2 separate regions of the Mus musculus genome follow, and region 1 is linked to region 2. The links are chromatin loops, found by intact Hi-C in ENCODE. Cell type or tissue: heart. All regions are shown on one strand. Each heading gives the region's core, and the rest is flanking DNA. Links, peaks and the distances in the headings are about the cores only. Region 1 holds the start of Gusb (glucuronidase, beta). Region 2 holds the start of Nupr1l (nuclear protein transcriptional regulator 1 like).

Evidence for each region. Hi-C counts contacts between places; a loop is a spot of excess contacts. Peaks named below come from ENCODE experiments on the same cell type or tissue, not always from the same donor. Only the 100,000 strongest peaks of a DNase experiment are listed, where the experiment ranks them.
Region 1: it touches region 2 in a loop (7-fold over the local background); 4 of 42 quality-filtered maps call a loop at or near these places.

Annotation. Positions count from the first base shown.
Region 1 is chr5:130,000,823-130,012,307 of GRCm38, forward strand. Gusb (glucuronidase, beta) reads right to left here and starts at 2,227. Exons shown (of 12, transcript NM_010368.2): 1 at 1,785-2,227; 2 at 1-120. The coding sequence starts at 1,994. Asl (argininosuccinate lyase) reads right to left here. Exons shown (of 17, transcript NM_133768.5): 15 at 11,228-11,308; 16 at 11,043-11,149; 17 at 10,436-10,878. The coding sequence ends at 10,734. In heart, for the core only: CTCF peaks have their summits at 6,711 (motif pointing right) and 8,745 (motif pointing right); a DNase peak (open chromatin) is centred at 2,079; H3K4me3 peaks cover 942 bases; H3K27ac peaks cover 1,145 bases.
Region 2 is chr5:129,905,470-129,916,954 of GRCm38, forward strand. Nupr1l (nuclear protein transcriptional regulator 1 like) reads left to right here and starts at 3,071. Exons shown (of 3, transcript NM_026916.3): 1 at 3,071-3,452; 2 at 5,429-5,477; 3 at 5,616-5,812. The coding sequence starts at 3,123. The coding sequence ends at 3,431. It also overlaps a transcript of Zbed5 not described here. In heart, for the core only: CTCF peaks have their summits at 3,262 and 8,765 (motif pointing right); DNase peaks (open chromatin) are centred at 3,072 and 8,722; H3K4me3 peaks cover 1,623 bases; H3K27ac peaks cover 1,253 bases.

The DNA.
Region 1 (11,485 bases), core at 1,780-9,779, 95 kb after region 2:
TCGCCGTGGCAGGATTGCTTCCCGTTCATACCACACCCAGCCAATAAAGTCCCGAAGGGCTGCTTCTTGGGTGATGTCATTGAAGCTAGAAGGGACAGGCATGTCCAAGACTGGGCCCGACTAGGGAAAGAAGAAGTGGAGTCACGTGCTGGGGATGTGGCTCAGCTGGTAAAGCCCTGGCCTACCACCGATGAAATCCTGTGTTCCGACTCCAGCATTGTATAAGCCAATCATGGCGGAGCGCACCAGTAATCCTAGCAGATGAGAGGTGCAGCCAGGAAGATGGACGTTCAGGGTCATTCCCTGGCTATCCTCTGCTTCATAGTATATCTGAGGCTGACCTGAGGATACAGGAGACTCTGGCTAAAGAGAAGGATTGGGTCTATTCTTCACGACTGCGCCCCCAGCACCCTAGAGAACCATAGGGGACACAGGGGAGAGACTCTGTAAAATACTGGCTGCATCCACAAGTGAACTCTGCAGGACAGTTGATGGAAAAAGACTGTTCAAACCAAGTTCTTTCTCAGGGCAGATAGTACCAGAGCCAAGATTTCCATGGAAAGAGCCACAGGCCAGTCTAAAACAGGAAAGACCAGACCCTGACATAAAAGGCAGGTGACCATTGCTACAAGGAAGAAGGCCAACAGCAGGGAACAGGGGCCCCCAAGGAAACAGAGAAGGCCTGTGGTGGCAATGTCCTCTCCTTACTTCCTCTTTTGCTGAATGCTGGGCAGTGCAGTTGAAAACTGAGAGTCTAAGCCAGGTGTGGTGGTTCATCACTTGTAACTCTAGCAACCTGGGAGGCTAAGGGAGCCACATGGCTATGAGTCGGAGGTTAATGTGAGTCGCTGTCTCAAACACACACACACAGAGCTGGTGAGATGACTTGGTGGGTTAAAGGCACTAGCCACTAAGCCTGATGACCTTAGTTACATCCCTGGTGACCTAGGTGAGACCAGACTCCAGCAAGTTATCTTCCAACCTCCACATGTACTGTGTAGCACACGGGTGGCGCCCCCCCACCCCACATAAATAATGGGTACACATTTTAAACAAAGAGAGAGAAGAGAGGAAGAGGAGAGAGCCCAATAGGAAACGAGGTAGGATGAATGAATGAATCTGAGAGAGGAGGAGACTGTGAGCACACAGGTTTGCTTCAGCCTGCTTCTGCGCCAACCCTACCTAGGTAGGAAAGGAGAGCAGGGATGAGGGTCCTCTGCTAGCTCTGTGCAAAGTCACATTTGCTCCCCCCTCCTCTACCCCCGCCCCCAAATCTCTGTAGTGGGTAGCATCTCCTAGGATTCTACTTTTCACAAGATGGGAAAGAGCATGGGAGGTATGTGCACCGGGATGCAGGAGGCGTGTGCACAAACATCTACAACACTCAGGAAAGTTAAAGTGGGAGCAAGAGATTCACCCGGACATCCAGGCCAGCCTAGGTTATCGAAGGAGACACAGCCTCAAAACATAAACAAAAGGCTCAGTAGTGACAAGCACACACAGGGCCCTGGGTTCAAGTCCCAGCACTATGAAGTAAAATTAAAAGCTTTAAAAAAACAAAAACAAAAAAATCCATTGCCTGGGGCAGCGCCTGCCTAGCAGAAACCATGCGGTTCTCAGCATGCCAGGTCCCACTTCCTGCTCTGGTCGCTCCCCTCCCCAGCCTGCAAACCCATATTAACCTCCTCTAGGTGAGCACAAGGGGATCTCCAGGTACAGGCATCCCTCCGCCCATCCCCTGACTTCTGGAAGCTTCCAGACCCCGGGTCCCAGGGAGCGCGCACCTCCCGTAGCGGCTGCCGGTACCATTGCTGCTCGAAACCCTGCAGCCGGTTGTTCGAGAGGTCGGCGCGGAAGTGCCACAGTCCGTCCAGCGCCTTGAGCTCCCGCGACGGGCTCTCCTTCGGGAACAGCATCCCGCCCTTCAGAGCCAGCGCGCAGCTGCACAGCAGCTGGCCCAGCGCGACCCAACACGCACTCCATTTTAGGGACATACTGGCCAGGCTGCCCACCGACCAGCGGCTGGGCTTTTTAGCCTCCTCTCTGGGAGGGCAGAGGCGGGACCTGGAAGAGTCACATGTTCTCGAGAGAAGCCGCCTGCGCCAACTTGGTTGAGGGCAAGCGCTTGTACAGCTGCTGGCTCAAGGCTATCTAGAGGCCCCAAGGCTGGACTCTGCAGAAAGAGGAAGTCGCTTGAAGTCCTGGATCGTTTCCCCATATGCCTGACGTCAGCCGCTGCCTGCCTCACATCTATTAATATCTCCCCCTCCTTCCCTCACACTCTGGGGCTTGCCCCTCAGGACCACTAGGCTAAGATCTGAAAGAAGCCCTGAAGTCCCTGATCCCACTGTTTCTTCATAACTCCTGTGAAAGGATGAGAGTTCAAAAGAGACACTGAGAAGAATTTGGGGAGTTTGTTATTAAAGCCTGGAAAGGACACGCAGGCAGGTTCGAAGCTAGGTCTCTTCTTAGAGGTCTCTGAGGAAGGGAGTAGAACTGACAGCAATGGCCATGAAAGAAGTGTCTCCTGGACCTGTGTGATGTCATTCGAGTCACAAATGAAGGTTGCGATGACGGTTCACATGACCTGCAGCAGCCATTCTCTGAAAGTGGTCTTAGTAACTCTCACCCCACCCCCACCCCCAATCCATCACTCCAGCCTCTCTAGCTAACAGGCTTGAGCAAACAGTGCTCAGATTTCACTCTTGGGCAAGTACATATACAGCTAAGCGAGTCTTGAAGCCTTGGCTGTCCTGGAACTCTGTAGACCAGGCTCAAAATCACAGAGATACCTCCCGCCTCTGCCTCCTGAGTGCTGGGACTAAAGGCATATGCCACCTGGTTAGTTTCCAGTTCTTAAAACGGAGGTAAATATCATTTAGGTTTCAACCTAAATCTTTGAGTTGAACTAAAGATACAACCACCCCAAGGTGTGCATTTGGATTTTCAGACTGAGCCAAAAGGAAGTTCCCTAAAGAATGTTTTTGTTTGGTTCGTTTTGATTTGGGTTTTTCCAGAGAGCTCTGTTTAGTTAGTCTAAACTGGCTGGCCTGGAACTCAGAGATCCACCTGCCTCTGTCACTTGAGGGCTGGGACTAAAGGAGTGCACCACCACTGCCCTGCTCCCTAAAGCATTATTAAAGCCTGCTGAACTTAAGCACAAGAGAAGGTTCCCCATTTGTTGTTGTTGTTGTTACAAATACCTACATTTTGTTGCAATTACCAGTATGCTTGTTAAGGGGTTGGGGGTGACGCTGAACAGAAGAAATGATTCTCAGCATGAGTAAAACTGGCCAAGCACAGGTATGCTAGCTTCCAATCCACTTATTTATATTTGAGTGTTTATGTTTCAGGTGCCTGCTTCAGATGTGTGTATACACATGACCGTGTGCAGGTAGAGGTTAAAGGTCAATCCTTTTTTTAAAAGGACTGACTTATTTATTTATTTATTTGCTGGGGAGGGCTAGAGAGATAATGGCTTAGTGGTTAAGAGCATTAGCTGTTCTTCCAGAGGACCCCGTTTGATTCCCAGCACCCACATGGCAGCTCACAACCATTTTTTAACTCCACTCCTAGAGGATCGAATGACCTCTTCTAGCCTCCACAGGCACTGGACCATGTGGTGCATAGACATACATGCCAGTGCAACCCTGGGAAACAGAAAATAAACACTAAGAACAGCAGCAACTACAAAAAACTTCCCTAGAACTGGACATGGTGCTTCTCATCTACGGCCAGCTCTCAGGATGTTGAGGTAGAAGGATAGGCTACATAGTAACCTCAAAGATATAAATAACATATGGATGTTTTGCCTGCACCTATCAGTGTGTACTAGGTGTGTGAAGTACCCTTGGAGGCCAGAATTGAATCCCCTGGAACTAAAGTTACAAATAATTGTGAATCACCTTGAAGGTGCTGGGACCTGAACCCAGGACCTCTGAAAGAACAGCCAGTGCTCTTAAACCCTGAGCCCTGTCTGCAGTCCCATCCATCTTATTATATCTTAGTTTGTTTATTTATATATTAATTTGCATGTGTGCCTGCACTGTGTGAAGATCAGATGATGTCTGGCTGGAGTTGTTCCTCCTTCTACCCTGTAAGTCCCAAGGACAGAACTCAGTCATCAGACTTGGGAGCAGACACCTGTATTCACTAAGCCATCTCAGAAGCCCCTCTGCCTTGTATGTTGGGACTGAGCTTGGAGCTCACGAACCCCATTAAACTGGTTGGCTGGAGCCAAAGATTCACCTTTTACTGTCTTCCCAGCTAAGGGGTTAGGGGTGCTTTGTGCCCTGATTTTTATGTGAGTGCTGGGGAATTCAGATTCAAACTCTTCATGCCTGCCCAGCAACCGACTTACCAACTGGGCCACCTCCCAGGCCAGTCTGTTTAAGCTATAAATACCAGGGCTGTTTTGAAGAACCTGAGCCTACTATTGTAACTAAATCTGTGTTTTCTTAAGTTGCAATCCCATTAACAGCATACAAATGTCATCTATGCTTGACTAAATTGCTTTGATTCCGGGTTTTGACTCTCCCTTCTCCTGGAAGCCTTTGTATCCTTGTCTGTCCCGGCCCTTGAGACAGCTGAACAGGGTCTGAGGAAGCGCCCGTGGAGAGAATGGGGGGCAAGAAACACAAGGACAGACAGCAAGTCTGATGGATCAAGCTGTCAAATTTTATTATTCCAGGTTTTATGCTCACAGAAGCAGGGTGTGGGAGAGGGATGACGCAGAATCGCTTTGTATCTGGGGGAACACACCTGTTCCCAAAAGCAGGATATTAGCTAGGTAAAAAGTTCAGCAAGAGAAATAGAACGGAATGGGTTGCTAGGTACCTGTCCACAAGATCTATAGCTATTCTTTTTTTTGGTTTTTGTTTTGTTTGGTTTCTGTTTGTTTGTTTTGGTTTTTCAAGAAGGGCTTGAAACCTTGTGTAGCCCTGGCTGTCCTGGAAATCACTTAGTAGACCAGGCTGGCCTTGAACTCAGAAACCTGCCTGTCTCTGCCTCCCAAGTGCTGGGATTAAAGGTGTGAGCCACCACCACCCGGCTAGCTATTTGTTCTTAACTGGGGGTAGTGCTTTCCCACAGAGGCCTCAACTTTTCCCACAGAAATCTCAACTAAGCTCGTACTTTTTCACTAAGGCCAAGACTTTGTAAGGAAGCACTTATGGCTGACAAGTGAACATTAAAACAGGGCTGCTTATGTTTAAGTTAACATTTAAACAGGGTCACTCCCAACACTTGTCCTTAATGAGCGAACTCTTCCGTCTTTGTCCTTAATGAGTAAACTGTCCCAAACTCAACTTCTCTCAATCATGAGTAAATGAATGAGCGTCTTTCTGGCTAAAGAAGCTCCATTTTATGCTAGGCATCCATCTTGGTTCTCACCAGCCCTTTGTTTCTGGTTATAGTCCCCAGTAACCCTGACTCAGTGACCCCCACCCAAAACTGTGCAGCTGTGTCTATATACTTGTTATAACATGGCTAACTGCTGGGTTTGCTTCTGTACTTTGCTTATGTAGATATTCAAAGATTGTTTTGAGTTGCCTTAACTGCTGAACCTGGCAGAAGAGAACAGTTTGTACTTGCTTGCCTAGATACTGAAGGTCTTCGTGTGATTTTTTCCTTTAAAAGTCTTACCCATAGCCTTCCTTCATGGCAATCTCAAATTTGGATCAGAGACTGTTCATCCTGCTAGCAGCTGATCAATAAAGTTTTTTAATTACAATTGTTTCTAGTCTATGGTCTTTTTCCATGGGTCACAAACTCCTTAATATTTGGAGGCCCCAGCAAGATTATCTGGGTCATAAGGCCATCTCCAGGACAAAGGAAAAAAAAAAACAGCCCAGGAAAAGATACCATATAGTTTTAAAAAGCTAAAATATAAACTCTCTGGGCCTGGAGAGATGGCTCAGCGATTAAGAGCACTGACTGTTCTTCCAGAGGTCCTGAGTTCAATTCCCAGCAAACACATGGTGGCTCACAAGTACCTGTAAAGGGATTGGATGCCCTCTTTTGGTGTGTCTGAAAACAGGGACAGTGTATTCATATAAACTAAATAAATAAATAAATAAATAAATAAATAAATCTTTAAAATGTAAATTCTCTGTACCTCAAGATTTATAAGCTTGTTGGATATGGTTAAAAATCTACTTTTTGTTTTGGTTTGGTTTGATTTTGGTTTTTCAAGACAGGGCTTAAAACCTTGTATAGCCCTGGCTGTCCTGGAAATCACTTAGTAGACCAGGCTGGCCTCGAACTCAGAAACCTGCCTGTCTCTGCCTCCCAAGTGCTGGGATTAAAGGTGTGCGCTATCAATCTGTAAAACAAAAATCCATAAAGAAAACAAGATAACCTGATGCCAACCTTTTCTGAGTTCCTGTAGCTGTGCAGTTTTTATTCTTTTCTGTTTAAACCTCTGGGTTATAGATACCTATTCTACAACTTAATGACTTTCTAAGCTAACAAATACTTAAGCTTTTCAGGTTGTTTGCCCCTATCTGCAGATACCACACAAGGAGGGGGATGAGATGGGAGGTTTCTGGAGGGAAGGCCTGGAAAGGGGATAGCATTTGAAATGTAAATAAAGAAAATATTCAATAAAGGAAAAAATGAAACAAAAGAAAAACAGAAAAAATATAAAATCCTAATCTTTTTTTTAAAGCAACTAATTCTAATGTACACAGCATTCTACCTGCATGTATGCCTGTGGGCCAGTAGAGGGCACCATATCTCATTATAGATGGCTAAGCACCACCATGTGGTTCCTGGGAATTGAACTCAGGACCTCTGAAAGAGCAGCCGGTGCTCTTAATATCTGAGCCATCTCTCCAGCCCCAAGTCCTAATCTTATTAAAGCTGCTAAATTCTTATTAAGGATAATTAGGCTGTGCAAGGTAATGTTCAGTCATCTTATAGATGATCAAATTCCTGCTGGGCACTGGTGGCGCACATCTTTCATCCCATCACACAGGAGGCAGAGGCAGGTGGATCTCTGAGTTTAAGGCCAGCCTGATCTACATAGGGAGTTCTGGGACAGCCAGGGCTATACAGAGAAAACCTGTCTTGGAAAACTAAATAAACAAATAAGCAAAACAAAACCAAAAGAGGAAGAGGAAAGGTCTTGGAAAAAGAATCAAAAACATACCCAGAGTGACATGCTCCTACTGAGGTCCTACCTCAATATGGTCCACTCAGTGAGAACTTATGAATAGGCTAATCCATTGTTCAAGTTAGATGCTCATGTCTCCCGAAAGTCTACCAGCTGGACAACTGACCATTGAGACATGAGACTTTGGGGGACTTTTTTTTTTTTTTTTTACATAGTTTTTCACTTTGTAGCCTTGACTAATCTGAAACTCACAGAGATTTGCCTGCCTCTGCCTCCCAAGTGTTGGAGTTAAAGGTGTGCACCGCGCCACATCTGGCTAGAGGTTTTTTTTTTTTTTTTTTTTTTTTTTTTTTTGGAAACAGAGTCTCACATAGCCCAGACTGGCCAGGAAGTTGATGAGCCAAGTGACCTTAGGCTCCCATCCATCGTGTTCTGTCCTGTTCTGAGTTGGGATTTGGACCCATGTGCCAGTATCTTGGTTTTAAGGCAGTTCAGAGCACAGAACCTGCTGACCCAGGTTCAATTACATGGAGGTTCACAACTGTCCAAAACTCTAGTTCCAGGGGATCTGACACTCTCTAGTGACATCTGTGGGCACCTGGCACGCATGTGGTGTGCAAAACACTTCATGTACGTGAATATTTTCTAAAAATTAAAAGTAAGTAATAAAAATACAATTATTTATATGGAAAATTAACACACTGAAAAATAGCAGGTTAACTTCTGAAGAAGAACTATCTTAAGCTGAACTTCCAGATGAGCTTCCAGCTGCTCTTCCCACTCATTTTTATGCAGTTCTGGCCTAATTGCATGTGGTCTTGGTGTGTGTGTGTAAATATGTGTGTGTGTGTGTGCCATCTATGTAGATCAGGCTAGCCTGACACAAAGTGATCCTCCTGCCTCAGCCTTTTGAACTTTCTCTCTCTCTCTCTTCTAAAGATTTATTTATTATATGTAAGTACACTGTAGCTGTCTTCAGACACCCCAGTAGCTGGCGTCAGATCTCATTACAGATGGTTGTGAGCCACCATGTGGTTGCTGGGATTTGAACTCAGGACCTCCGGAAGAGCAGTCAGTGCTCTTAACTGCTGAGCCTTCTCTCTAGCCCTAAGCATGAACTCTCATGACTGGCTTTGTTTATACTTCTGGTTCACTAACCTACTGCCTCAGTTTCCCTGTATCTCAAAGAAATTAGGAAACAAGTTGCTAAAAGGAAAATGGATTAATTTATACTTTGGTGATAAGCAAAAGAGAAGTCTAATTTCCTCTTTGATGCACCTCTGCTATCTAATGATTCACGGAGAACAGAGCAGGTATAAATTTAGCTGAGACTGGATACCCAGTCCTTTCCTGTGGGGAAGGGAACCAGGACCTCAGGCTCTCTCCAGTATCTGTTAGATACAAATATATTTCTTAACTTTTTTTTTTTAAGAGACAGGGTTTCTCTGCGTAGCCCTGGCTGTCCTGAAACTCACTCTGTAGACCAGGTGGCCTTGAACTCAGAAATCCGCCTGCCTCTGCCTCCCAAGTGCGGGGATTAAAGATGTGCGCCACCACTGTCCAGCTTAACATTTTTTAAAATTTATTTTTTTGATATAGATAATGAGTACACTGTAGCTATCTTCAGACGCACCAGTAGAGGGCATCAGATCCCATTACAGATGGTTGTGAGCCACCATGTGATTGCTGGGAATTGAACTCAGGACCTCTAGAAGAGCAGTCAATGATCTTAACCTCTGAGCCATTTTGGTGAACCCTCTCTCTACCCCCCTTAGTTCTTTTAAAAACAGATGTGTGAATAGATGTCGTGTGTGTGTGTGTGTGTGTGTGTCTCTCCAAGGTGACCAGATGAGGGAGTTGGGTCCCCTAGAGCTGGAGTTGTGAACTGCCATGTGAGTTCTGGGAACAGAATGTGGGTCTTTTAGAAGAGCAGCCAGTGCTCTTAACCACCGGGCCACTAACCAACCAACCAACCAAGCCTTTGTTTGTGTGTGAGCTGCTGAATTACAAGCCTGGGAGTGCTCATGCCCTGACATGCATGTGACCTTAGAGAACAACATGTGAGGACTCATTGGTCATCTCCTGAAGATTGCTCTCAGGTCATTGGGCTTTGTGGGAAACCATCTTTCTGGCCTACTTTTGGTACTGACTTGTTTGAAGGGTTCAGCTGGTAGAACGCTTGCCTAGCATGGAGAAAGCCCCGCCGGTGTCCCACCCACCTACCAGCAGCATGTAAACCTACACACCTAGGATCCTAGGACCAGGCAGGTGTAAACGGGAAGGCCAGGAGTTCAAGGTCATCCTTAACTACTTAGTGAGCTCATGGTCAGCCTGGGCTCTGTGAAGCCCTGACTCAAAACCCTCACATACGCAGTCCACAAAACAACAAAAATGTCCACAGCACTGCCTGTAGCTCTAGTTCATATCGCGCAAGGTCAAGCTCACACCATGCACACAGGTGCTCTATTTTACCAGGAATGCCCCAAAGGTTGTTTTCTGTGACGTTTTGGACAAGGTTACAGTGAAGGTCCCCCAACCTGTTCTGTGTGTCCCCAAGAACGGGTTTCTTCCACCCAGGATGATCAGGGTGCTTCCCCTAGCCTCTGCATCAGTCTGCCTCCAATGGCAAGTGAGGTTTTCCTCCCTCTATCCTCCTTTCTTGCTTTTGCTGATCTATGTCAGGTGGGGAGACTGGTGGTGCCCCACTGGCATTGTACTGTATTTTTATTTGATGTGTTTTACTGAGAAAGGATCTCATGTAGCCCTAGACCCCTGTGATGTTTTTTGTTTGTTTGTTTGTTTGTTTTTCGAGACAGGGTTTCTCTGTGCAGTCCTGGCTGTCCTGGAACTCACTCTGCAGACCAGTCTGGCCTCGAACTCAGAAATCTGCTTGCCTCTGCCTCCCAAGTACTGGGATTAAAGGCGTGCACCACCACTGCCTGGCCCTTGTGATGTTTTTAAAAGGTTACTTTCTTTTTTGAGGTAGGGTTTCTCTGTGTAGCCCTGGCTATCCTGGAGCTCCCTCTGTAGACCAGGCTGGCCTCGAACTCAGAGATTTGCCTACCTGTGACTCCCGAATGTTGGGATTAAAGTAGTGAGCCACCATAGCCTGGATCAAAAAGATTATTAATTTTTAAAAAATGATGTGTACTTGATGAGGAGTGTGTGATGGGTGTGAGTGCAGTACCCATGGAAGCCACAAGAGGGCACCAGATCCCCTCAGAGCTGGAGTTCCCTGAAGTTTGTGAGCCTCCTTATGTGGGTGCTGGGAACCTAACTCGGGTTCTCCGCAAGGGTAAGCACTGACACATCTCTCCATCATTCCTTCAGGATGTTTTAAGTTTATGATTTTGTGTTAATCTTGCATTCACAGTTATGCTACCTGCAAGGCGGGGGGTGGGGGTCTGGGATTTAAGGTGTAGGAGGAAAAACCCTTGTTCCTGTCTCTCTTTGCATTGGCATTCGTTTTGTTTTGTTTTTTTCTACTTCCTTCATGACCCCATTGGCCAGCTCAACAAATCCCCCAGCCCACTCATGAGGACCACAGGCAGAAGCATATGCTTGTCTCGGTTTCTTCAGGGCTCCACTTTATTGGGGAGCAGCTTTGGGTGGGCGGGATCTAGGGCTCCTGGGCTTGCAGTAGGGCCCGCACCTGCCTGATCTGCCATTCGACACTGGATTTCGCTGTGCCACCCAAGGCACTGTACTGTTCCACGCTGTGACTGTAGTCCCACACGTGACTCACATCACCTGAGAACAGGGGACTGGGGAGAAAGAGGATGGGGTCAGAGTAGCCAGGGCATCTCAGCCTGCAGCTGCCCAGGATCAGCTTCTGGGATGCAGCAGAGCATGAAGATGCAGATGGGGGGCTGGGAGTGAGGGGGCATAGGGGGTAAGGGCGGTGGTGAGCGGGAGGGGTCCGCCACACCTGATGGTCTGCAGCTCCTGTAGCGACAGCAGGTTGAGAGCCACTCCTTTAGTCTCTGCCATGAACACAGCTTTCCCTGAGGCCTCGTGGGCCTGGCGGAATGGCATCTATAGACATAGGCAGAGGGTGGTTGGGAGTTTGTTTTCTCCTGTGACACGGTTGTCCCCTGGCTGCTTCACACTCACCCCTTTGCGGACCAGGTAGTAGGCGAGGTCCGTGGCCAGCATGTCAGGGCTGAGCGCCTGTTTCATGTTCTCACGATGAATCTGGAGGCGTAAGACCAGCAAAAGGTGAGCTTGGGGGACCCCCTGGAGCCTGGCCTACTGTGTCCTCAGCAACTGAGTTATACCTCAACCCCAGCCCACCCCCACGAGAAATCCACTCTCCGCTTAAACATTTTTATTATTAGTTTGTTTTTATCTTTTGGGATAGGTCTAAGCCAG
Region 2 (11,485 bases), core at 1,751-9,750:
CCAGCCAAGGCTACAGAGTGAGACCCTGCCTCAAAGCAAATGAAAGAATTTTTAAAAAGGGCTGGGCATTGTGGCACACACCTTTAATCCCAACACTTGGGAGGCAGAGGCAGGCGGGATCTCTGAGTTTGAGGCCAGCCTGCTCTACACAGCCAGTTCCACGGGGCTACATAGAGAAACTGTGTTTCAAGAAAACAACAAAAAGTCAAACTTCTACTGAGAGACTTTAACTACCATAAACAGTAAATGAGTGAGTTGTATGTGAGTGTGTGTACTTGTGCATCTGTGTGTATAGCTCTGAGGAAAGCTCTTGGGGGCTGCATTCAAATCAAAGTACCACTTAGAGTAAACGAGTAAGTTTGATGTGGGTATGGGTGTGTGTCCTGCCACCTTAATGCCATCTGGGGTTGAAACTCAGTCATCAGATCTGTATAGAAGTGCTTCTAGATCTATTAAGTCATCTTGCTAGCCCTAAAGCTGTTTTTATTTTTATTATTTGTGTGTGTGCGCACGCGTGCGTGTGCATGCTTGAGCAATGCTTGAACAATAAATGCACTTCCTCACTTAGCCATCTCGGAAGACTTGTTTGTCTCAAGATATGTAGCTAAGAATGACCTTAAACTTGTTCCCTTGCCATCAGGCATGTGTCATGTCACTGCGGTTTTTGAGACAGCCTCCCCATGTCGTCCTGGCTGGCATGGACCTCACAGATGCTCATACATTGGACTTCCTTTAGCTTTTTGTTGTTTGTTAGTTTTTGTTTTGTTTTGTTTCCAGACAGGACTTCCACTGTGTAGCCCTGGATGTCCTAGAACTCTCTAGACCAGACCAGGCTGACCTTGAACTCACAGACATCCACTTGCCTTTCCCTCCCGAGTGCTGGGATTATAAGTATGCTCCATCTTTAACTCTCTGTCCATGTTTTACTTTAGTTTTGTCAGTCAGCATTCTTGGGGTTTGAGTATATGTGTGAAGGATTGTCCTTTTTTTTTTTTTGGAAACAAGATTTCACCTTGCAGTCCAGACTAGCCTGGAACTTGAGGTAACCCTTCTGTGTCAACCACTTGAGAGCTAGCACTACAGGCTTATACTAGCACTACTACCACCACCACCACGACCCCACTGAGTCTAACTAACATCATTATGTTTATTTGTTTTGAGAGGTAGGCTCATTTATGTAGTCCTTGCTGGCCTGGCGCTTACTATGTAAACAAAGCTGGCCTTGAATTCACAGAGTCCTGCCTGCCTTTGCTTCTTCCTAAATGCTAAAATTACTGTTGTACACTGATAAATTGATAAACTTTGTTGGCCTGAGGATTAGCAAAGTGGTAGTGCTTAGTACGTTTGAGACCCTGGGATTAATCCTCAAGATACTTTGTTAAGTCCGATATCCGTGTTGCTTTAAGGATGAGATCTATTAATGATTGTCTTTCTTTAAAACAATCATGTGGGGGCCATTCAGATAGTTCATCAGATAAAGGTGGGTGTTACCAAGCTTGAGGTTTTGAGTTCAACCCACAGGACCCACTGGGTGGGAGGAGAGAATAGATTTCCAAAAACTATCCTCTGACATTGTAAGGCCCCGGATGCTGGGCCTCCATTCAAGTCCTGGGATGAACTGGCCAACACCCCACCATCCCGAGAGAAAACCACACCTGATGCAAGCTGCAAGAGGTTTTATTATCAGCTAGCTGAGGACGAACCCCTGGAGCCTCGCAGGGCAGGGGAGTTCGACCCCAGAGGTGACAGTAGGGGGCTTTTAACAGCTAGCTGAGGAATTGGGAGGAGTTGGGAGGAGTTCTTCTCTTCCGGGTGTCCTTGGTGACAAGACAGGAGTGGGGAGTGAGTTCTTTCTGAATTTTTATCTCTGTGTCCTCGGCACAGGAAGGCCGGCATCTCTGGTTGTACAGTATAGAAACAAAAAAGCCTTTTGCTGGCTATAGAGAACAAAGAGCTTCTTTCTAGCTGTATTTTTAAAGATCAGGGAAAACAAGCTTGGGGAAATGTTTTAGGGGTTTACCTTTCAGGGAGAAATGCTTTAAGCCAGGGTCTCACAACATCCATGTGCACACACATTACTTTTACATTTACATGCATTTATTTGTGTGAATGAGTGTTTTGCCTGCTTGTATGTATGCCCCAGGAAGCCAGAAAAGGGCTTCAGGTCCCCTGGGACTGGAGATGTAGACAGTTTTGAGCTACCATGTGAGTGTTGGGAGTAGAACCCAGATCCTCTGCAAGATCATAACCACTAAACCCTCTCCAGCCCCTTGGCTCTAACATGCTACTTGTGATGTTTAGTAAGTCTGTCTTCTTAACTTATGAAGCATGCCTTTGTGTAGATTTGTTGAGGGAATTTCCAGAGATTATAGATTGGAGAGAGACAACCCACCTTGAATGTAGCTGCATCATCAGTAGGCTGGGAACTTGAATAAAAATGGAGGGGGGGGGGTACCAAAAAAAAAAAAAAAAAAAAAACACAAGCAAGATGCTAGAATTCCCCTTTCTTTGCTTCCTAATGGACGAATGCAGATTGAATAAGTAGCCTCAAGATCCTGCCCACCGTGTCTTAGCTGATTGTATTCTCAAACGATGAGCCAAAAAAATAACCTTCCCTAAACAGATTATTGCCAAACATTTGGTTATAACAATGAAATAGTAATGTCGTGAAGAGAATTTTCTTGTCACAAGAACAAAGTTAAAGCAATTCAGCAAGCCAGTTTTCTTTTTGCACAAATGAACCCAAACTAGGCTAGCAAATTCATTTGGCCAGAGCTCCTCGTCTTTTATCGCAGTGTTAGGATTATAGGTGTGTGCACAACCACACCTGACTTATACAGTGATGGGGATGGAACCCAGGCCTTTGTGCATGCTAGCACTCTACTGAGTCACATTCCCCAATTCCGTCCCTTCAGGTTTTAACCAGCGAAACCAGGTTTATTATACTTATTTACAATTCGGACCCCGCGAAGAAACACAATTCCGCATCTGGAACAAAGAAGCATGGAAGCCACGCCCCCTGTGAGGTCACAGAGCGCTCCCTACAGCGGAGCCAATAGGAGCACTGGGTGGGGCATTCCGGCGGAGTGACCAGCGGCGGCGGCGGGCGGAGCGCATCGGCGATGGACCCTCCAACTCGTCCTTCTGTCTCCGGCCCAAGGACTCGAGCCCGCCCGCCGCCGCCGGAGGCGCTGCCCACCGTCGGCTTCGAAGAGGAGGTGTACGACTGCCTGGATTACTACTACCTGCGTGACTTCCCGGCCTCTGGGGCTGGACGCAGCAAGGGCCGGACGCGGCGCGAGCAGCAGCTACGCACCAACTACCCGGTGCCCGGCGGCCACGAGCGCAAGGTGGCGCAGATACTGCTCAACGGGCAGCGCAAGCGGCGCCAGCGCCAGCTGCAACCGCGGCCGCGCACACGCCTGGCCTGAGCACACGCCACGCTTGAGCGGGTATGGGCAGGCGGAGCCCATTGGTGTTGGGTAGGGAGTAGAATGTATATCTCAGGTCGGCCTCGAACTCAGTGTGTAGCAGAGGATTACCTTGGACTCCAGATTGTCCTGCATCCAGCTTCCATGGATGGGCTGGGATGCTAAGACATGAGCCACAATGTCCAATTCTTTTTTTACTCTCTTCTCTTTTCCTTTCCTTTTCTTCTCATTTCTGACACTGTCTCCTAAACTGACCTCGAACTCATCACCCCTCCAGCGTTTACCTTAAAATGCTAAAGTTTCAAGCATGGGCCATGATTCCCTGCTGTGTGGTTTTGTTTTATTGATGATGCCCGTAGCCCAGGATTCCATGGTGTGTAGCAAGCCTCAGCTTCTCTAGTCCTGAGATGACAGGTCTGGCCACCATATTCACCTGTCATCTGCTTCTGAGACTTCCCAGCGTTAATCATAACTGTGCTGGCTCCCGATCCCCGACCCAGGGGTTTCCCGGCTGCTGGTGAAAGTCTCCACCGTTTGGAAGTTTGCAATTGTGTGAGAAAAGTCTACATTGGAAATATAGGGAAATGTCCGAGGAAATCCATCTTGGCAGGGTGGCTCACACCTGTAATCCATCTCCAGCCTCTGTGCTCAGGAGACCGCTGGAATTGGAGGCCAACCAGGAACACTCTTTGAGGCACTGTCCCAAAACAAAACTGCCCCTCCTCCTTGTTTGCTTCCAATTGCTGTAATAAACACCGTGAACTTTTGCTTGCAACTTGGGCAGGAAAGGGGTTGTTTCACCTTAAAGCTTACAGCCCTTCCTGAAGTCAGGGCAGGAACCCAGAGGCAGGAACCGGAAGCACAGTTCCCAGAGGTTCATGTTCAGTTACCTTTCTTGTACCTCCCAGGACTATCAGCCCCGGGTGATACCGCCCACAGTGAGCTGAGCGTTGAGAAAAATCCCCGCACTGACTTGTCTCTGACCAGTCTTACAATAGAGGTATCTTTCCAGATGACTCTAGTTTATGTCGAGTTGACAGAACCAAAACCCAGCAAGCCAGCAGACAGAAACTGGGCATGATAGTGCCCACCTCTATGCCTCTTTGAACTAGCAAAGTGAAAGAGTGGGTCAGAAGTTCAAGGTCAGAGGCTGGAGAGATGGCTCAGCCATTAAGAGCCCTTGCAGCTCTTGCCTTTTAGGATCCCCGCACCTGTATTAGATGCCTCGTTACCGTCCATAGCTCAAGTTCAAGGGGGATCCAACACCCTATTCTGCCCTGTGAGGACGCTGCATGTATATCACACAGACATACGCGCACTTAAACACATAAAAATGAACAAGACATTTAAAAGTTCAAGATTGCTGGGCGGTGGTGGCGCACACCTTTAATCCCAGCACTTGGGAGGCAGGGGCAGGCAGATTTCTGAGTTTGAGGCCAGCCTGGTCTACTGAAGGGCTCCAAAACATCCAGGGCTACACAGAGAAACCCTGTCTCAGGAAAAAAAAAAAAAGTTCGAGACCATTGGCTACATAGTATGGGGCCAGCCTGACCTATAGGAGACAGGAAAGGGGAGGCTGAGAGCACAGTTGAGTTGATAGTTTTCACTTAGTAAGCATAAGACTCTGGGATTAATCACTGGCACTCTGTAAATAGGACCCTCATCTTAATATTCGGGAGATAGAGGTTCATGGAAGTTCCTGGTTATGCTTATCCTTAGTCCCAGAGCTGGAGGCCAGCCAGACGCCATCTTTATATATGGCTGGAGAGATGGCTCAGCGGTTAAGAGCACTGACTGCTCTTCCAGTGTTCCTGAGTTCAATTATCAGCAACCACATGGTGCCTCACAACCATCTGTAATAGGATGCCCTCTTCTGGTGTGTCTGAAGACAGCAAGTGTACTCATATATAAAATAAACAAATTCTATATAAATATATATGTGTAGATATAAACAAAACAACCTACTAGTGACTATGACCTCTTTTCCTTTCACTCAGGAACCTGAGACAGGAGGATCTTGAGTTGGAGTCCTGCCTGGGCATTATTGTGAGTTTCAGAATCTCACGAGCAAGAGTGAACCACCTCATCTCCAGAGGAGAGAAAACAAACCCCTTCTAGTGTCTAGTGCTCTTCCTACGACTTGGGGGAAATCACTGATTTTTGTCTCCATCTTATTTCCTACAGGAAACCTGAAAGACCTGTTAAAAACTCTTTTCCAGCTGTAACCAAGATCCTCCGTGCTGGTCACCTGGACTTTTTGACAGGGTTTTAAGTTTACTGCTCTAGTGTTTTTCCTCACTAATTAATTGTTAAGTAAGTAGTTTCCTGGTGTGTATGCCTTTTTTAGGGTTTTTCAATTAAAAGAGCACAGCAAGAATGTATTTTAACTCTTCTGGCTTTTTCTCCCTCCCCTCCTCCAGCTCCAGTTACTGTGGAGGTAACTGGTCTCCAGTTCACAACTCTCTGGGCTCTGACATATAAAGAGGCGATCACAAGCTCAGGAGGTAATTGGTTTGCTAACGTGATTGCAGCAAAAAGCCCAAGGACCCGAGTTCGATCCTTAAAAGCCCTGTTTTTGAAAAGCTGGCCCACACTTAAAATGCTACCCTTTGGGAGGTAGAGGAAGATTCCCGGGCTCACTGGCTAGTCAGCATAGCCTGATTTATGTGTTCCAGGCCTTTAAAAAGGATAGATGTAGCTGGGCGTGCTGGCGCACGCCTTTAGTCCCAGCACTAGGGAGGCAGAGGCAGGCAGATTTCTGAGTTCGAGGCCAGCCTGGTCTACAAAGTGAGTTCCAGGACAGCCAGGGCTACACAGAGAAACCCTGTCTCGAAAAACCAAAAAAAAAAAAAAAGGATTGATATTGGCCTCTACATGGGCACCCTCATGCACTTGAATGCGGGGGTGGGGTGGGAGGAGGGATGAAGGGGGCACAGGTACTCATGCACATGCATGTGTGCACATACACACACACACACACACACACACACACACCACCACCACCACCACCACCACAAACAGTGAAATGGGGGAGACATAAGATAGGATATTGTACAAGAAAGAATTCTACACAAATGTCATTTCTGAAAGTTTGGTTTTTGTTTAGGTTTAGGGGAGGGAATGAGACAGAGCCTCTCTATATAACTATAGCTATCCTAAAATTTGCTATTAAACTGGGGTGGCCAAGAACTCACAAGAGATCTGCCTACCTCTGCCTCTGCTTCCTGAGTGCTGAAATGTGTGTACACACCACCACCCCAGGCTGAAGATTTTGTTGTTGTTGTTGTTGTTTTCTTTTTCTTTTTCGGTTTTTCCAGACCAGGTTTCTCTGTGTAGCCCTGGCTGTCCTGGAACTCACTCTGTAGACCAGGCTGGCCTTGAACTCAGAAATCCACCTGCCTCTGCCTCCCGAGTGCTGGGATCAAAGGCGTGCACCACCACTGCCCGGCATCAGGCTGAAGGTTTTAATATGTGTTACAATAAGATATTGTCAGAACTGGAGATACAGTTCAGTTGGTAGAGTGTGTCCAGTATGCATGATGCTCTGGATTCAAGCCACAGAATCTGCATTAATTGGGCATGTGGTAGGTAGCATGTGCCTAAAGTTCCAGGACTTGGGAGTTACAGAATCAAAGATTAGAAGTTTATGGTCATTGATTGTGAGTTGAGGGCCAGGCTTGGAGTTGGTAAGACCCTGTGCCAACACTAACAGTAGGCGATATTCAACAGTTGCTGGGTTCCCTTTGGTCTCACAACAGTTCTTTGACATGGGTGCTGCTGTCCCTATCTTAAAACATGAGATTCTCGCTGGGCATGGTGGCGCATGCCTTTGAACCCAGCACTCCGGAGGTAGAGGCAGGTGGATTTCTGAGTTCGAGGCCAGCCTGGTCTACAGAGTGAGTTCCAGGATCAGCCAGGACTATACAGAGAAACCCTGTCTCGAAAAAAAAAATGAGATTCTCATAATTTCCAAGTTAGCTTTTTAAAAATAAGTGTCTGTCTGTCTATATATATCAGGTGTATTCTGGCAGCCAGAAGAGAATGCTAAATCCCCTTGGAGATGTAATTATTACAGTTAGTTGTAAGCTGTCCACTGTGAGTACTCAAAACCAAGGGCAGGCAGGGTGGATACTCAAAACCAAACTTCATATAATTTTGAAACTACAGAACACTAGTATTAACCCCCGAGCTGTCTCTCCAGGCCTCTAGTTAGATTTAATGCTCACTTTGTCACAGTCTGGAGTTAGCTGAGAAAGGAAGCCTCAGCAAGGAGTCCCTAGGTATAAGATTGTCACACCAACAAAGGCAGTGGTGGGTGGGAGGGTGTCTTGATAACTGAGTAGAAAGAATCCAGTCTACTGTGGGCAGCACCATTCCCTGGGACGGTGTAATTGGACTGGAGAAACTGGCTGAACCTGTCTTGGTGTCTTTAATGGCTTTAATCTCAACACTCTGGAGGCAGAGTCAGGGTTTGAGGCTTAGCCTGGTCTACATACTGAGTTCCTGGCCAGCCAAGGCTACCTAGTGAAACCCTCAGATGTAACAGATAGGTAGCTGAAGTGGTACAGCAAGCATGGTTCCTCTGTGGCTTCAGCTTTAAGCTTCTGCTTAAGTTCTTCCCCTGACTTCCCTCCAAGATGGCCTGTGGCCTATAAGTGTAACCCAAATAAACCCTTTCCTGTTGCCTTTTTTTTTTCCAGATTATTTTCACAACAGAAAGGAAACTAGAACAAACACGGTGTGAGTAACACGCAGAGATCACCCAGGAGTAAACCAAGTGACCTGGTCCTAGCAATTATGCTCCTGTTGTCAGGGCAACAGTGATGATTTCATGTTCAGTTATACCTAGGGTTTATCTTTGGGGTATGATAAAAAGTATGCTTAAGCCAGTCCATATTTTAACAACCTTTTCTGTTTTTCTTTTGTTTTTGTTTTTGTATAAGGCAAGGCTTTCCTATGTAGCCCTGGCTGGCACCAAACTCACAGAGATCCACCCATTTCTAGTAAATATTGGAATTAAAGACATGTACCACCAGGCTGGGCTTAACAATATTTTTGAAAATGAAAATTCTTAACAGAGGCTCATCTACCACCACCACCACCACCACCCCCACCCCCAACCTGGAAACAGGGTTTCTGTGTGTAGCTAGCCTGGGCTGTCCTGCAGCTCACTCTGTAGACTGGGTTGCTTGGAACTCACAGAGATTCTCCTCCCTCTGCCTCCCAAGTGCTGGGACTAAAAGTGTGAGCCACCATTGCCTGGCTTCCCACACTTTACCCCCCCACCCTCCACCTCCGAGTGCTTGGCCTGCAAGTACACCTGACTGCCAGAAGAGGGCATCAGATCCCTTTATAGTTGGTCATGGCTCCCCATGTGGTTGCTGGGAATTGAACTCCAGACCTCCCTCTGGAAGAGCAGCCAGTGCTCTTAACCACTGAGCCATCTCCATCTCTCCTGCTCCCCCCAACCCCACAAGGCTTATTTATTTTTATGCGTATGATCATTGGTTCTCAACCTGTGGGTAGGCTAAAAGCATAATATTCCAGAAATCAAGGTTATCTAACACAGTTGGTACAAATGCTATTTAATGTGTGCCTCGTCCCTCATGTTCAATCCCTAACATCACATACCCCAAAACAAGACGAGCATTTCATCCCAATTGTCACTTCTAAATCATGGACTCTTGGGCGTCTTTATAACTGCTGTTCCCTCCTCCTGAAATGCTCACATCCTTAATAACAACAGGGCAGCCAGGCAGTGATGTTTGCCACCCACACGTTGAGAACTGCTGCTCATACACATAAAAATGAATAAGCCTTAAAAGGGAATCTGGGAGCCCGGCAGTGGCAGCGGTGGTGCACACCATTAGTCCCAGCACTTAGGAGGCAGAGGCAGTTGGACCTCTGTGAGTTCGAGGCTTGCCTGGTCATAGTAAATTCCAGGACAGCCAAGGTTGTCACACAGAGAGCCCCTGGCTTGAAACACAAAACCAAAACAAACAAAGACGTGGCTTGCTTTCCTGATTCATCAAGGACTCTATTCAATTGGTCCTGTTGAAGAGTTCTGCCCTGGGCTAACATAGGCAGCTCAGTGGATAAAGGGGCCTGTTGCCAAATGATGACCTGAGGTCAATCCCTGCAACCCTCATGATCGAAGGAGAGAACAGACTCCTCAAATTTGCCCTCTGACTTCCACAAGTACTGTCTGCACATGCGTGACTCAGAGATCCACCTGCCCACAGGTGCTGGCATTAAAGGCATACACAACCACCTCCCGGCTCACAGATACCATTCTTAAGAGTCCTGACCCAGCCAGGCAATAGTGGTGCAGGCCTTTTAATCCCAGCACTTGGGAGGCAGAGGCAAGGCAGATTTCTGAGTTTGAGGCCAGCCTGGTCTCTATAGAGTGAGTTCCAGGATAGCCAGGGCTATATACTGAGAAACCCTGTCTCGAAAAACCAGAGTCATGACCTGAGCTCGCTCCCGCTCTCTCTCTCTCTCTCTCTCTCATTTTATTTAATATGTATACACTATTTTGTCTGCATGCCAGATCCCAGTATCAATACTATGAAGCACCATGTGGTTGCTGGGAATTGAATTCAGGACCGCAGGAAGAACGCCAGTGCCCTTAACCTCTGAGCCATCTCTCCAGCCCCCTGGCTCACTCTCCTAAGTCCCCACCTCAAGCAGCTCTTTCTCCAAGTCATCGCCATGTGATTTAGGTCAGCCTGTGTCTCCCCTTGCAAAGCTGTTCCCTCTGAACTACAGCATCCCCTCCCAGAGGAAGGAGGGGCGGTTCCAAGTCTCAGGCAAGGCAGCCCGCCAAACACAAGATTCAACAGGTTCAGCCGGGCGGTGGTGGCGCACGCCTTTAGTCCCAGCACTCTGGAGGCAGAGGCAGGCGGATTTCTGAGTTCAAGGCCAGCCTGGTCTACAGAGTGAGTTCCAGGACAGCCAGGGCTACACAGAGAAACCCTGTCTCGAAAAACAAACAAACAACAACAACAAAAACCAACAGGTTCCCCCTTGAGGTTAATAATCTGGTCCCCTTACTTCTAGTGCTCGCAGCTGGTGGCAGGAGTACTCAAGGTTATGCTTGTTTGAGGCCACCCTGGGCAAACAGAACCCTATCTGGGGTGGGGGTGGGGTCATTAATTTGGGGGCTGGAGAAACAATGCGGTGGAGATCCAGGGCGGAGAGGATGCCGGGAATTTGTTCACGGAATCCAGGGGATTCAGCTTTCCTCCACCGCCCTTGACATCTGCAGTGGGCTTTTTATTTTATGCATGGTTTTTTGAGATGGGTTTGTCTGTGTAATAGCCCCGGCTGTCCTGGAACTCGCAGAGATCCACCTGCTTCTGCCAAGTCCTGGGATTGAAGATTAAAGGCGTGCCTGGCTAGAGTGGGCTTTTTGTGTCATGGTTTGTCACTCCCTCTCATGTCCCATTTTTTTACTCCTCCAGGTGACTCCAGGGAACTTAGTTCACCAAACCATGTCATTCATTCTCTATCTGGGACACATAGATGTCCTACGGGGGGGGGAAAAAATCACTCAATACCCTACCTTGAAATTTAAATTGTATAGGGATAAACTTGTTTTATTTGCTTGCTGTGGCTCCAAATCATCACAGCTGCCATCCAATAAAAAATGTTTATAGTTGAGAAAAGGGGCTTACCATGTAGCCTGGGCTGGTCTTGAATTTGTAGTGAGCTGTATGTGCCTTTCATGTGCTAGGATTTACACGTATGCACTACAAACACACCTGACTTTAATAAACTTCTAAAATTATCAGTGGCTACTAGCCTAACTTGAAACACAAGCCCTGAGCAAGGCAGCTCAGTCAATAGGGTCTAGAAGGGTGGGGGGTGGGGGATGGTGGAGGGGGAGTTGAGGATTAAGGGAAAAAGATAGACAACATTGTGCTATTAAAAGGAAATAAAACTTGAGACCTGTGATTCATGTAATGTATGTCAAATAGCCCAAAGAGTTGTTTGTGAGCTTTGAAACCTGGGGCTGAGAACATAGCAGAACAGACCAGGACATGCCCGGGCAG